2 separate regions of the Mus musculus genome follow, and region 2 is linked to region 1. The links are chromatin contacts, found by POLR2A ChIA-PET in ENCODE. All regions are on one chromosome and are shown on one strand. The core of a region is the stretch at or near the end of the contact, and the rest is flanking DNA. Distances in the headings are between cores, read along the strand shown. Region 1 holds the start of Slc45a3 (solute carrier family 45, member 3). Region 2 holds the start of Elk4 (ELK4, member of ETS oncogene family).

What was found. ChIA-PET counts read pairs that join two places held with the same protein, here RNA polymerase II (POLR2A).
Region 2: POLR2A ChIA-PET joins it to region 1 with 20 read pairs in embryonic stem cell. The contact joins the promoter of Elk4 here to the promoter of Slc45a3 in region 1. POLR2A ChIA-PET finds 5 or more read pairs at or near these places in 3 of 5 experiments (Patski and embryonic stem cell).

What each region holds. Positions count from the first base shown.
Region 1 is chr1:131,959,560-131,967,086 of GRCm38, reverse strand. Slc45a3 (solute carrier family 45, member 3) reads right to left here and starts at 4,172. Exons shown (of 5, transcript NM_001177628.2): 1 at 4,035-4,172.
Region 2 is chr1:132,004,123-132,011,649 of GRCm38, reverse strand. Elk4 (ELK4, member of ETS oncogene family) reads right to left here and starts at 4,030. Exons shown (of 5, transcript NM_007923.3): 1 at 3,710-4,030.

The DNA.
Region 1 (7,527 bases), core at 2,923-5,422:
GGAATCTACAATGGCTGTATCCCTACGGTGACTAAGTGCTCCCAGCTCAGGCACTATTTGCTAGCTCAATGTACGCTTGTCATTAGAGACTTGGGGGTTGCTGATGGCACTCTGGGGAGAGGGACTCCAGTTAGGGGTTGGCTGGTCCTTAAGGGATCCCATCTGGCTGGATATTTAGCCTGCCGTGGGTTTAATAACCAGTGGAAGTTGAGATAGAAGTTGCTTCCTACCTTCTTCATGCTTGCTTGTCCCAGCACCCCCAAGAAAGTGATTTCCAGAGTTAAAGGAAGGAAAACAAATATCTTTTGAATATCTATCTGGTTCATGCAAGTTTGGCTGACATACACATGTCGCATCTAATTCCCACGAATAGAAACTCCACTTTATAGACATTGGCAGAGACAGGGGGACATCCCCAACCTTTGAATTAAAAAGGCTCCCCACACCTGCCATTCAAGGAGGGAGGGAGAAACATAGACCTCATAGCAGAAAACGAGATTAAACAGGTAATTCTGGCCACAGGTCAGGCCACTGATAGAGTTCTGTCCCTAGCCCCTGCCCCCAGGCAGGGACACTCAACACTAGACAAAGCTGGGCACTCCAGCTCTGTCGCTGTGAGTCAAGTGGCACCAGCATTTGAGACGCTGGGCCTGGTACCAACTGGTCCAGCCTCCACACACACTGTACAGCAAACAGGGCCACTGGCTTGTCAAAGGAAGTTAGGCTGAGAATCTAACTCAGTGACAGAATACATGCCTAGAAAGCTGGGCTAGGTTTTCCTTGTGGATACCAAAGAGTAGCATGAAAGACCCCACACCCACCCCTACCCCCCCCCCCCCAAGGCTGGAGAGCGAAGACAGAGCAGAGTCCTCACTGCAGGGCACCCTCCCCACACAGTCTTCCTAAAATAACATGTAACCTTTCTACATAGAAGGCTCTTAACCTTTCAGGGCGAATATTCACCTCCTTTGCCTCACGCAGTACCCTCCCCCAGCCTGTGAGTATACTCTTGGGAGGGAGGCAAGCAACGGTTTCTGCACTAATCATAAAACCCATCAGGAAGTAGAGAGAGGGGAAGAGATCAAGATGTCCACCCTGTCTTGGTCTGTTCTTCGCACTGGATCCAGAATTCAATTGCAAATGTGTTACTGGTGGCTTACATATGTTATATATGGTGGTGTTCCCTGCCTGGCTAGGAAACTATTTTCTAAGTTAATCCACAGTGATCGACTCCCCTGTCACCAACTAGCAGCAGCTGACATTTATCAAGCTCGAAGTAACCAGCTGCTCTGCTCAGAGGTTTACCTGTAGCGGTCTCCTTAATCCCCAAATCCTGGAAGGCAGGTCCTAGAATGCTTGGTTTACAGAGGACAAAGCAGAATCAGGAGACTGATAACTTACTTTGGAGGAAATGGGATTCGAGCCACTTGCTAGAACCAAGTCTCTTAGCTACTTAAACTTCCCAAAGCCCACAAGACCTTGTCTTCAAAGAAGTAAGCCTAGAACAGTCTCTTTAAAAAAGAAAGAAAAGAGCAGGGCTCAAGCTGAGCATGGTGGCATACACCTATAATCCCAGCGCTAGGGAGGTCAAGACAGCTACATAGACACTGTCTCAAAAAAAAAAAAAAAAAAAAAAAAAGAAAGAAAGAAAGAAAGAAAAAAAGAAAAGAAAAGAAGAGAAGAGAAGAAAGAAAACCAGAAAGTAGGGCCCCTAGAGTATTGAACCATCTGCAGACCATCCATCCAGATGACAGGTGATAAATATAATAGTTAAAACCAACATTCATTGAGCATTTTCTACATTTCACACAAAACAAAATAGGTTTTGTTTTGAGGGGATTTTGTTTTGTTTCGTGTTGTTTGTTTTAGACAGAGTCTCACGTAAGTCAGGCTGGTCTGGAACTCATTATGTAGTCAAAACTCTGGCCTTGAACTCCTAATCCTCTTGCCTCTGCCTCCCAAGTGTGCTGAGATTACAGGTGTAAGCCACCACACTGGGCTAAAGACACAGTTGAGTTCTACATGTGTTATTTAATGAAGTTATAATTTTAGACTTGTGTGTGTGTGTTTGTTAGTGCTGGTTGTATTTGCCATCATTAACTTCAATCACAAAGCTGTGCCGAGGGTACGATCATTGTCATCATCCTGGTCCCCACTTTGCAACAAGGTTGAAAAGTTAAAGAGACTTGCGGAGCAGAACCGGCAGCAGAAAAGCCAGCTTTGGGGCAGCCTGTATTCTCATCCCTGAAGTGCTGCAAGGTTTCGGTCCAGAGGTTACCACCAGAAATCAGTCTTACTTCCTTGACCTTGGACCGTTCTTCTCTACCTTTCTGCCTTTCTCTCTCCAGGGCTCTGCCTAGGCCCAGTTCTAGCTTGGGACCAGTACACATCTTTTCCAAAACCAGCAGCATGCAGGGCATAATGTACTACCCAAGGACCTTGCCCAGTTCCTCCTCCTGTTCCTTTAGGGTTACTCAGTGAGTTAGAGGGATTGGGGGGTCGGGGGTGGGGGTGGGGATTTCACTCTCCACTCCAAAAGTGCATAAGGAAAGCTTCTCTTGGCAAAGACCCTAACTGGGGCCTGCATGTCCACAGCTGTACTATTATCTTTAGACTCAGCCAGTGAGTCAAACTTTTCTGGGCACTTTTGGTTTTAGTACAGTCTTGCTTCCAGGCCAGCCCTGGAGCTGGGGCAGGCGGGAGATAAGGGAGGAATGAGAGGATGAACTGGGTCCAACAGAAAGGCCAGAGGGTTCAGATCCTGTCCCACTTACTCCCTGGGACACAGTGTTCTGTGTGGTTCCTCAGCTTTCTGTCCAGCATCTAGCTCCTGGGCCCTTCTCTTCCCAGCTCCATATGTCAACCTGTTCCCCATGCCTTAGGCACGTGGGCCCACACCGAGGCTTCACACTCTGGGAAAGGGATTGTGCTTCACGCGTAGGAAACAGAGGCTAGAAACCTTAACAGTTTCACCCTCCTGAGAAAAGCTTCCAGAAGCCCAGCCAGTCATTCTAAGCTGCATCTACTCCGTGCCCGTCTGCAAAGCCCTAGCTGGGCTATTCAAAATTCAACCTAGCCAGCTAGGATTGGGTCTGTCACAGCTGAGCATCAAGTTCTCACCAGATACCCACCGGGCCAAACTCTTCCTACCTACAATTCATACTCCTAGGGAAAGAGGAAGCACCGAGTTCTCCGTGGCCTTGGACGAGTCAAGTGTGTGTCATGAAGGAGGGGGCTGAGTCGGAGGGCAAGGGACAGAGCAGTCACAGGGTTCCCTGTCAGGAAGCGGAGACTAAGGAAGAGCTGAGCCTGCAAAGCTCCTGGAGTTTCTCCACCGGGCGTGCTGCCGCCCGCCGAGCGCTTTCTCGCTCTGTAGAGTACTCCCCATCCCCACCTGAGCCTCGGGACACAGCAGCCACAGCCGGAGCTGCTTTTACTCTCCGCAGGTGGGTAACGGAGGCAGAGAAGGAAGGCGCAGGATCGCACACGTACACTTACACTCATTATCCCAGCCTCAACTCCACCAAAGCCTTGCTCCAATTCTAGGGTCAAGAGAGCTGGGTCCCCTTCTGTCTCCGACCAAGGCTCCCGGTTGAAGGACCTCCCAGGGCTTCCCTAAGTGTGGACCGTGCGCGCCGCGGTGACTCATCTGCCCCTTTCGGGCGCAGCCCAGACAAGGGAAGAAATAAACGCAACTTTCCAAAGAAAACTCTGCGGCGGGAGGCTGCAGCAGGGGCGGCCGGCCTTCCGTCGGCCTGGCCCGGGACTCCGCGGCTCCGATCCCGCCCTCCGCGCGCGGCCCGGGACAGCGGGCACCACAGCACAGCGCTCCGGGAGGAAGCGCACTCAGCGCGGACGCGAGCGGGCGCCCGCCCTAGGCACCCGGTCACCAGGGGCCGCGCCCTCCCCGCGAGCCTCCGCTCGCGCAGGGCCGGGACGCCACGGAGCGGCCCCATCCCGCGGGGTGCTGAAAGCCACCGCCGAGCACGGCCACCCGCGCGCACCTTTCCCGCCGGGACCAGCCCCTCCCCTACCTGGCCCGGCGTGCGGCTGTCACCTGGGGCTGGCGCGTGCGAGCTCGGACCCCTGCTTCACCAACGCGCGCCAGCGGGCGCCTTTTAAATCTCCAGGTTACTCAGTGGGGGGAGAGAGCATGCGCGCTGGGGCTGCCAGGAGGGGGGCGGGGCAAGGCGGGTCGGAGGTGGGGGGGTGCTGGGAGGGGATGGAGGGGTGGGGCCGGTCCCCAAGGGAAGAAAGCGGGAGGTGGAAAAGCAGTCTCCTTTCTGGTCGCGACCGGACGGGCAGCCCCCGCGTGGCTCCTAGACTGCCCTGTCATTACCTAGGGCCGTGCACCGCCCCCTCTGCCGCTTGCCACCAAAACATTTAGGTAAAAACTACCCAGCTCCACGGGGTACCTCCCCTCTGCTCCTCGACCATTGCCCGCGCGTGCCATTCTGGACATCCTGCTGTCCAGGCACAACTGCGACCCACCCGCACTGGACCACGCCTTCAAAGGATCGGCCACATTCTGAGAGCTACTTTTCCTTGCTCTCAGAAAGCTAACTCAGTGCCTCTTTCTGCAACTCAAAGACAAAACTCCCACTTCTTTTTTCTTCTTTTACTTGTGGTTGCGTATAAGGAAGGAGAGGTGATAAATTGCCACCAAAATGTTCCCAGTCAAAGTTTCCAAAATGCCTGGACTGGCAGGAAGCGGGTGCAGGTGGGAGCGTTGCAATCGTAGGCTGATCCCGGGGTGGGGGTGGGGACTTTATTGTGTCTCTTTCATCCATGGAATTGTCTAAGGTGGAGAGACATTCACTTAGGCGACTTGTTGACCTCAATACCACAGGCTAGACATTTCTGCAGATATTTTTGGTGCACGAGACTAAGTAATCATAAAAATATCAGAGGGAAATGTGTTGTTGATGAATATTATATATTGGGCTAAGGGTTGTTTTCATCATCTCGGTATGAATATAAACAGACATTTTCCCCTTTGTTCTTATTCTCTGAGCAAGATACATATAGCCAGAGCTTACATATATGAGCATTTACATCGTATCAAATGTGTGTGATGTCTCAGTGAGAAGAAGTCCACAAGAAGATATGTGCAAGTTTATGTACAAATACTACAGCATGCTGTCTTGAGACCCTGGGGTGGATCGGGTATCCATAGGGTCCTGGGACCATCTGCACTACAGAATCCCAGGAAATGCTTTTGACATGGAGGACCTGGATGGCCTTAGATGGGAACTGGCCACTATGGTGCTGGATTGCAGTGTTTTGTTTGTTTGTTTTTGTTTTTTTGTTTTGGTTTTTTCGAGACAGGGTTTCTCTGTATAGCCCTGGCTGTCCTGGAACTCACTCGTAGACCAGGCTGGCCTCGAACTCAGAAATCCGCCTGCCTCTGCCTCCCCAGTGCTGGGATTAAAGGCGTGTCCCACCAACGCCCCGGCCTGGATTGCAGTGTTAACCCAGTGTTAACCCTTGTGCACCGTGGGGGCAAGTCCTTCCCATCTTCTGGGTTCTGTTCGAGGCAGCTAGTCAGCTGTCCCCCCAAAGGCACCCCCAGGTAGGAGGATAAGGATAGAAGAAAAAGAGAGACGTCAAAGGGAAAGCAAGAAATGGGCTAGTGGGGAAGAGAGCATATGTACAGGGGGAAACAGAGAACAAAATGTTAAGAGTCTGCATTCCGAGTCATTACATTAAATGTGAAAACCTTCTGGGCATAGCCTCCTTGGGAGCACAAGAACATTCATCCTAACTGGGATCTTGGCTTTCCAACATTTTTAACATACTTATCTGTAACCAGTAGAGAGCCCAGGGTGGAGTTCTGGTGACTCCGAGGGAGCCAGTGTCCCCTTTGCCCCAGGAAAAAGGGGCAGGAGTCATGGGGAATGCCAGGTCAGGTGGAAAATTACAGAGCCTAGAGAGTGGACAGTGGTATTTTCCAGGCTTGTGAGAGCAGTGGGAGCAAGAGTGTTGTCCCACCTCAGAGGACTGAGTGTCCTCTTGGTTGTCCTTTTCTTGTTCCTTGCTAGAGGACTGTATGTATTCTACTGGGTGACAAGACACAGTGAAGAGGGGGGAAGGACTCCAGAGATCCAAGACCATCCCCTAGAAACCTGCCATCTGAACAACAAAAGGTACTTTCTTCCCAAGCATTTACTGCTGGGGCCTGTTCTAAAATCCCTTCCCCTTCTGCAGATACTAGTTAACCAGTATGCCAGGAACTGTTTCTAAATGCTTAGGACAATCCGGACCTTACAGAAACCAAGGTAATTTCTCAGTTTAATTCCTTTCTCCCAAGTCCCCAGTCACAGTCTCCTGCAGAAACGAGGAGTCTGTCATCTAGCTGTGATTGTAACTTCAGAGCTCAGAGGAATTCATCACACCTGTGTTCCTCCCCACCACGCTGGGGCGGGCCTGTGTGAATAACTTCTCAATTCTCCACTAAGTCAGCTATAGGAAAACCATCATGACCCCTTTCCTTCCTGTCTTCTCCCTCCCCCATTGCTCACATGTGCACACACATACTAAAACCCTACTCCCTAGCCACTTCCCATTTATAGGAAATGGGGGATGATGTGAGGAGGAAGGCCATCCTTGGGGAACTGCTAATAGTCTGGCTGGATATTGGAGAAACCAAAGATGCTGGCAAAATGCATTAGCAGCTTCTGCCCCACCCCCTCCCCATCTTCTCCCCATTATCCTTGGGCTCAGAGCGAGCAGCCTCCTTTCTAGGAAGATGAGATACCTAGCTGAGAGTGGTAGGGTTTGCTGAGAAGGCTGAGAAGCCAGGAAGGACATACAGTTCCTTTGATGTTCTTCTCTCTTCTCCCCAACTGGATAATCCAAAGACTATGGTCATTTCACTATGTCTTTGCCGCTTCTCCTGCCTGCCTTAGGGGGAGAGTGAGCAGTCTCTTGAATCAGAAGTACCTGCAACAGAGTCAAATCCATGCTCGCAAATTGGAGGAAAGAATGGACCCCTTGGGTTCTTGGGAGTTTTCTTACAACAAAATAGCCAGAGATGTGTGTTTCAGAAGCATGCAAGATAAGTTCGTCTCATTATTCTTCATAGTAGGAAAAGGCTAGGAACAAAGTATAGAATAACAAGACCCTGGTTCTACAGATTATGGCAAGTCCACACAATGAAATGTTCTGCTACCAATAACAATGATGACAGACCGGTAGTGGGTGACTGTAATCACAGCATTCCAGAGGCAAAAGCAAGAGGAGCCTGCATTTGAGCTAGCCTGGGCTACAATAGTAAGATCTTATCTCAAAACACTAAGGAGCAGAGGTATAGGTCAGTGACAGAAGATGTGTTTAGTATGGTCCTGAGTTCCATCTGAGCCAAGGGAGGAAAAACTGGATAACTGTGACTGGGAAAATGTTTGTGATGTGTTGTCAAGTGAGAAGAGGTGGTTACAAAATAGCATGCACAAGATAGAGATTTGTCATTTACTCACGTAATAGGATTGGACCTTGAAATGGAAAGGGCACTCAGAATAAGATCCTGTT
Region 2 (7,527 bases), core at 2,781-5,280, 45 kb before region 1:
TGGAATCAATACAAATGTCCAACTTATGAATGGAATATAAACATTCATATAATGGAATACTATTCAGCCATTAAAAGGAATCAAAATGGGCAAAAGATGACTCAGTTATTAAAGCATTGTATAAGCATGAGGACCTTGTTTGAATGCCCAGAATCTACATAAGGCAGTAACAAACACCTGTAACACCAGTGCCCCAGAGAGATGCGAGGTGGCCAGGGGAATCCCCAGCAGCCCAGGGGCAGCTGGCTGCAGCAGAGGAGACCCTGTCTCTAACAAGGTGGAAGGCGAGGACTAACACCCGAGGGCTGTCCTGGCACATCATGCTACACACAAGCCCACACTCCCGAGTGCGTACACACGCACACATTCAGACCATCACGGACACACAAATATCCATCTTTAAAAAAAAAAAAAAAGGAATTAAGTACTGATGCATCACAGATGAACCTTGACTACATGACAAAAGTAAAAGCCTAGCCGCAGCCACAGTCACAAAGGGCCCGTGAGTGGCTCTGGTGACAGGAAATGCTCAGATCTGACTGTCCACAGACTTTTGAGCGGGCTGTGGTAGAGGCATCCAGCAGAAGGAGGAAGAGAGAGAAAACTGGCGAAGGAAAGCAAGGACCATGAGGTTTCTTTTAGGGTGGCTGAAAACATTCTCAGCTAAGACTGTAGTGACTCCACTCTGTACCCATTACAACACACTCAACTGCATGTTCTCAACAGGTGATGTGAGACATCGATGAAGATGTCTAAGATAAACAAACCGAACGTAACCAAGTTACACAACTCGGGCATGAGAAGACTAAGCCTAACAACACACATGACTCAGAGGACAGATCAGTGAGCTGCGGCTAGGAAACTGTTTGGGTTTCTAGAATTTCTCTCAAGCGTGAAAATACCCTCCAGTCATCTTTGGTTACCACTTTTGACACTGTCTGTGGAGACACTGTGATCCAAAAGCAGAGATGGTAAAATAAAAGAGCTGCCTCCCACAGTCAGGCTGATGGTGAAACTGCAGGAAGCCCAGGCAGGCCCCTTCAGTCACCCACTCCTCTACCCAGGAGAGAACTCCTCCTCCGCCCAGCAAGAGTGCTGCCATCATTAAACACCAGAGACTGAGTGACAGCAGTCCACAAAGAGCTCCTCTTGGGCTGGTGAGATGGCTCAGTGGGTAAGAGCACCCGACTGCTCTTCCGAAGGTCCGGAGTTCAAATCCCAGCAACCACATGGTGGCTCACAACCATCCGTAACAAGATCTGACTCCCTCTTCTGGAGTGTCTGAAGACAGCTACAGTGTACTTACATATAATAAATAAATAAATCTAAAAAAAAAAAAAAAAAAAAGAGCTCCTCTTGTCCTGGGTAACCAGCTCACTAGACATCTTCCCCACAGCTTCCCTTAAGCAGAGCTAAAATAATGTTTATCGGCTCCAGTGTGTCGGGGGAGGGGCAGTCCCTGTCATTGTTCTGTTTACCAAACAGATTTTTTTTTCCCTGATGATGTCTATCCTTATGGAGAGTTACTTTTTTATTAGTAGTTTTCCAACCTTGGCAATTACATCCTAGTGCAGCCTGTTAAAACTACTCCAGTAAATAGGAGCCTAAGGGAAGAACACACTTCAGACATCACCTTCACATCAGGAATGTCTGGGAGAGCCTTAGCAGGGAGAGCCTGCCTTTACTGCAAGAGGCAGAGACAGGTAGATCTCTGTGAGTTCAAGCCAGCATGCTCCAGGGCATCCGTCTGTTACAATAAACCTGTATCTCAGCCCTTAGGAAGCAGGTAATCAAGAGATCAAGGCCATTCCAACCTCTATGAGACTATCTCCCCCCACCACCACCAAAAAAAAAAAAAAACACACCACAAAAAATTAGTTGTGCTAAGGATCAACCCATGATTCAATTTCTGTGTTATTCTTTCAAAGAACTCCTACATACACCGTTGAAACTCTTCATTTTAGCTCCTACAAGTGAACCTCAATGAGTTCCTCAACTTCGACAGAGAACATGGTGGCACACACTTTTATCCCAGGACTGAGGCAAAGGAAGTTCGATCTGAGTTCTTGGCCAGCCCAATCCATATAGTAAGTTCCAGGCCAGCTAGGGCTACATGAAATACTAGAGACCCTACCCCAGCCCCAAGTACAGGAACCAAGTAGAAGTGAAACTGTCCTATAACCCAGGCTCTCCTGAGATGAAGCAGGGAGGGCTGTGGGTATGAAGCCCGGGCTACTGACCAACAAAGAGGGAACAAGACAGACAGATTCCATATAGGTACAAAAACAGAGACACTGTCTAAGTACTAACAATTACAGCTTCAAAAGGTTTTTTAGAAGCATAATGGAGGCAGACTTAAATGGACCCAAATCATCGTTGACAGATTAAATGCTGGAAAAGGTTTAACACTCAAAGACTAATCTCTAAGCTACAATGAAACGGGGCTTTAGGAGCTGGAGAGCAGCTCGGTGGCAAAGTGCTTTGTCTTGTCTAGCATGCCTGAGAACACAGGTTAGATGACCAGCACTGCACCTAGGTAGAGAAAATTGCTTTCTCGAAGAAGTGCAATGGAAAAAGAAGAGAACAGGGGCGCCTGGAGTGCAGACCAGCTGATGAACACCTGATGCAGACCCCAGTTTTGATACATAGCACAAGAAGGAAGGAGAGGAGGCTGAAAGCAACGGTGAGAGCCACAAGAGGATATTAAATGTATACTTTTTTTTTACCTTTTTGTGCTGGTGACTGAAGAGTACATCCCCTGCCTCAAATATATAATGGTGTCCCAAAAGTTAAGACAATATTTCCCCCCCAAAAATGTAACAAACTCCACGTAAGCAGTTTCCATTTTAAAATAAAACCAAAGATCAAAGAACAAAGAGTTCCTACAAGGAAAAGTTGAATCATACTCTTTTAAAAACACCACTCCTAGCCGGAAATACAGAAGCCCCACGTTCTGTGCATGGGGGGGAAGAGAGAAGAGCTCTGACCTTAGAACGGCAGCCATTCTACTGAAAGACTCTTACTTAAATGACCTAACCTTCACATTGCAAGGGCTCGAGAAAATGCCAACCGTGTCTTCTGAGTTCACCCAACAAATTCCCCCTTATTTCCTTGCCGATGCCCGTTAAAACTCCTCCCCTCAAAGATGTTTCCAATGCTTTTCCGAGGAAAAGCTTGCCACAGCTGTACAGGAAGCGAGGAGGACTGATGAAAAGTAGAGAAAGAAAAACCTGTGGCCGGATGGACAGCGAGCTTGGGGAAGGGAAGAATGCGGCGTGAGGCCGCGCGCCCCGAGATCAAAGTGCGGGGAGACGCAGACCTCCGGCCCGTGGGCGAGCCAAGAAAGCACTTTCACTTTCCAACTTCCTGCCACTCCGGCAAGTTAAAACCGTTCCCCTCTGCCCCACCCAGGCAACAAAAAACCGCTGCCACCTTCCGCCCAAGGGACTTCTCACGACCCACCGAGGTGCGGGCAAGGCGGAGGGGGCGCTCCGGCGAGCACCTGAGCTCCACCGAGCTGCTCCCCCAAGGAGAGCGCGCCAGCGGGCCCCGCCCACCCACCAGGTCCCACCCTCCCGCCACCAAGCTCCGCCCCTCCCTCCGCCCGGTGCACTTCCTGCCGCGCCCGCAACCTCCGCCCGGCCCGCGCGGAAACCTGGCTGAGGGGCGGTGGTGCGAGACCCCGACGGGGCGTGGGCGTGCTGCTCACCAGGCAGGGCACGGGACTCCTCGGCCTTGAACGCGGTGCGAGACTCTGTCGCCCACCGCTCCTCACACTCGGACCTCAAAGACCGCGCGGCGAACAGTGGCGACCCCCGCGCCGGGGCCCGAGAAAGCGGCGGCCGAGCCGAGCCAGCCGCGTGCCCGCAGCCGCCCGCATCTCCCGCTGCCGCAGGTCTCGAGCCCCGCCCTCGCACACGCGGCCGGGACGGCGAAGTGGCTATAGTTAAGCTGCCACTCGCCGTGCGTGCGCTCGACGTTCTTCACTACGGCCGCCGTCTCCCGTCGTTCCGCGGCCTCCGCCACTCTCAAACCCCCCCCCCCCGGCACTGCCGGGGCCCTTCCTCGACGCCGAAGCAGCGCGAGCGTCACTTCCGGGGGAGGGGCCGGGCCCCAAAGCCAGTGTTTTGTTTCTGGCCCGGGGCTCCCGTACGTACCCTGTTAGTCCGTCCCGTGCACTCGCTCCGGGGACTCCTGCTCTGCCGGACATTCGTACTTCCTCGCAGGCCCAAAGTCCTGCTTAGGGCTCTCGGGGTAGCAATCTGGGCCCAGGGCTGTGGCGGCGGAGCTGACGTGTGAGGACGACGCCCACTGGTTTACATTGCGAGCTACCACCACCACTTGATCAGAATCATTGACGAATGGTCTCTCTAGAATGGGAAAAGCTTTCCCCCTTACCAACTTAGCTTGGTCCAGAGCTTTAACTTTCTTTCTTTCTTTTCTTTTTTCTTTTTCTTTCTTTTTTTTTTTTTTTTTGGTTTAGAAACAGTATTTTAACACGTAGCTCTAGCTGTTCTGAACTCATAGGAGATCCTTCTGCTTCAACTCCTGGCCCCAAGTGGTGGGATTACAGATATTTACAGATGTGCACCACCACGTCCAGTCTAAGTGACTTTACTTAAGAATCCGAAACACCCAATTCATTGCCTGTAAAGTCACTGTGAAAACCTAATTTTCAAAACTTGCAACATCCAAAGAAGGGATGCAGAAATCAACACCCAATTCCAAGGTTCACAAGTGTTCGCAGCTGAGGCAATTGAGCGTTCCATTTTGTCTCCCTGCCCCACTAAACGAATGAGTGTGTTGTTTGTTTACTTAGGCTTTTTGAGACAGTTTCTGTACTTAAAGCTCTCATGGGATTGACTGTGCCACTCAATTTGGGGTTGGACTCTCAGCAACCCTGTCTCAGTATCAACATTATGAGGATGTTAAGCGTAAGCTGGTTCTTACAAATGTGATTTGTGTTTGGAAGCAAGGTCTCATGAAGTCCGAGCTGAGGTTGACTTTGAACTCCTGATCCTGTTTCCTCCACCTCCCAAGTGATGAATTTACAGGCTTTTAACACCAAGCTCAGTTTCATATATATATAGCTATAGATATCTATATAGATATATAGATACAGATATCTATATATATAATTTTTTCTTTGATAATTTCATACATGCATACAATATATTTTAAACATAGTCCCCCTCCCTCACCTTTCTGACTCCTCCCAGATCCCCCTATGTGCCCTCTTTTTCATTGTTTCTTAACCCAGTGAGTCCAGTTAGTATTGCCCATATATGCCTGGATGTGAGACAGTCCACTAGTCCACTAGATCGTGGTCAGGGACCCACCTCTAAAGAAAACTGACTCATTCTGGCACCCATCAAAGGCCAATAGCTCTTCAGCTAGGGGCGGGGCGTCTATGCTCTGTTCACAATGGAATGTCAACTGCTTGCTCTTGTACAGATCTTTAACAGGCAACCATGGCTTCTGTAAATGCATGAGTGTAGTGGTCATGCCCAGAAGAGTCCAGTCACCCCAGACTTCTGGCTCTTAAAAATCCTTCCACCACCTCCTTCTCCTCCTCCTCAGTGTTCCCTGAACCTTGGGTGGTGGTGACATGCTATAAATATTCAACTTATGGTTGAGCACTTCACAGACATTGATTCTTTGCACTTGGACCAGATGTGACTCTGTATTATCTGGCGTCCAAGGCAAAAAGGAGCTTCTCTAGAGAGCACTGAGAGTTGCACTAATCTATTGGTGTGATAACTATTTCAGGGCAGTCTGATGCTATGTCCATTTAACACAATAATAGTAGAATTACTTATGAGCTATGAGCTCCCCAGCAGCTGGATCTTGGCCAGTTATCCTGTAGAGTAGAATTTCAGCCCAACCAGGAAACAGTTGGTTGCTTCCATAATTTTCATGGCACTATTGTACTTGCCAAGCCAGTTGTTACTGTGGCTCATGGAGTTCACATCTGGGTGTTACTTCCCCCAGGAACCTACATAGCACCTTCCAGTATTATGGAAGATAATCAACAAAAAGGAAGGGTCCTGGCCAGTACCTACCTAAGAAGGAGAAGAGTATCAGATCCCAGATCCCCTGGAGCTGGAGTTAGAAGCTGTTGTAAGCCACCCCCGTGAGTGCTGAGAACCCAGCTCAGGTCCTCTGAAGAGCAATGTGCACTCTTAACCACTGAGCCATCTTTCCAGCACTGCATAGCTATAATTCTTAAAGGAAACAAGTCACACTTGGTCTGGGAAAATAATTGAACTAGCAGCCCAAGGAGTGTAGGGCCATTAATAAATTGTGACTGCTGAACAAACCTCTGAAGAAATCAGTTGTCATCTTCTCTTTAACAGGTTGCCAGACAGGTCAGAGTTTGAGTTACTGGTTTTCCCTGATGTTTGCTAGTTGTGTTGCTTTCAATAAGCTGATTAACTTCTCTGATCTTTTTAGTTCACACATATTATCAAACGATGATAATGTATATCATCGGATTAAATGCAGGACATGATTTCTGGATGGTACAAGGTAGACACTTGGTAAATAGTGGTGTCATTTCTTTTTACCTATCACTTCTTCCCTTCCATTGACCTCCTGGTAAAATTAATTGAGCACTCTGCATAAATGCAATCCTGTTATCCGAAAGATAATCATTACTTCCTGTGTCTCCAACCCTCCCCTTAGCATAAGATAACTAAGCCTGTGAAACCACTCTGACTAAAAGCTGTCAATTTTTCAAAACTAACTTTGGAATTGAGTATGGTAGCACATGTCTGTAGTCCTAGCACTCAGGAGGCAGAGGCAGGAGTACCGCCAAATGGAGGCCAGCCTCTTCTGCCTAATGAGTTCCAGAACAGCCAGGGCCACATAGGAAGTCCCTGTTTCAAAACAACAACCAAAAGTAACTCAAAACCTAATTTGGGCAAGCTAGGCATGATGGTGCATGCCTGTAATCCCAGAGGCACAGACAGAAGAAGGACTGCGAGGCTGAGGTAACCCTGAGTTACAGAGAGCGTTCTAGGACACTCTGGGTGACACAGCAAGACTTGTCTAAACAAACCTAAAAATGAAAAAAACAAAATTTCCCAAAGGACAAAGATATTTTCATTCAGAAATAAGTGTTTATGTCTAGAGTGGCCGTACACAGTTGTAAGGTCAACTACCTGGGAACCCGAGGCAGGAAATGTAGTTGAAACATTGTCTCAAAATAAATGTTCTCCAAAGGGAATGTAGCTCAGTGGTACAGCTCATGTTTGACATGTGGAAGGCGGGGAGTTCTTTTCGTGTGTGTGTGTGTGTGTGTGTGTGTGTGTGTGTGTGTGTGTGTCCATGTATTCATCTCCATCTTTACCTCTAGTCTCATATTTTTTCCTACAACTTCTTAGAAGCTAAAGGGGAAAATAAGAATTAGTTTGGATATACCCACTGGAAGCATTCACTTATAAAGAAGCTTGATTTAAGACATTTAAAGCACCATAGCAGGAGCAGTGAAGGAGTGTGGAGACCTGCAGATGTTCCTGTTGTGCC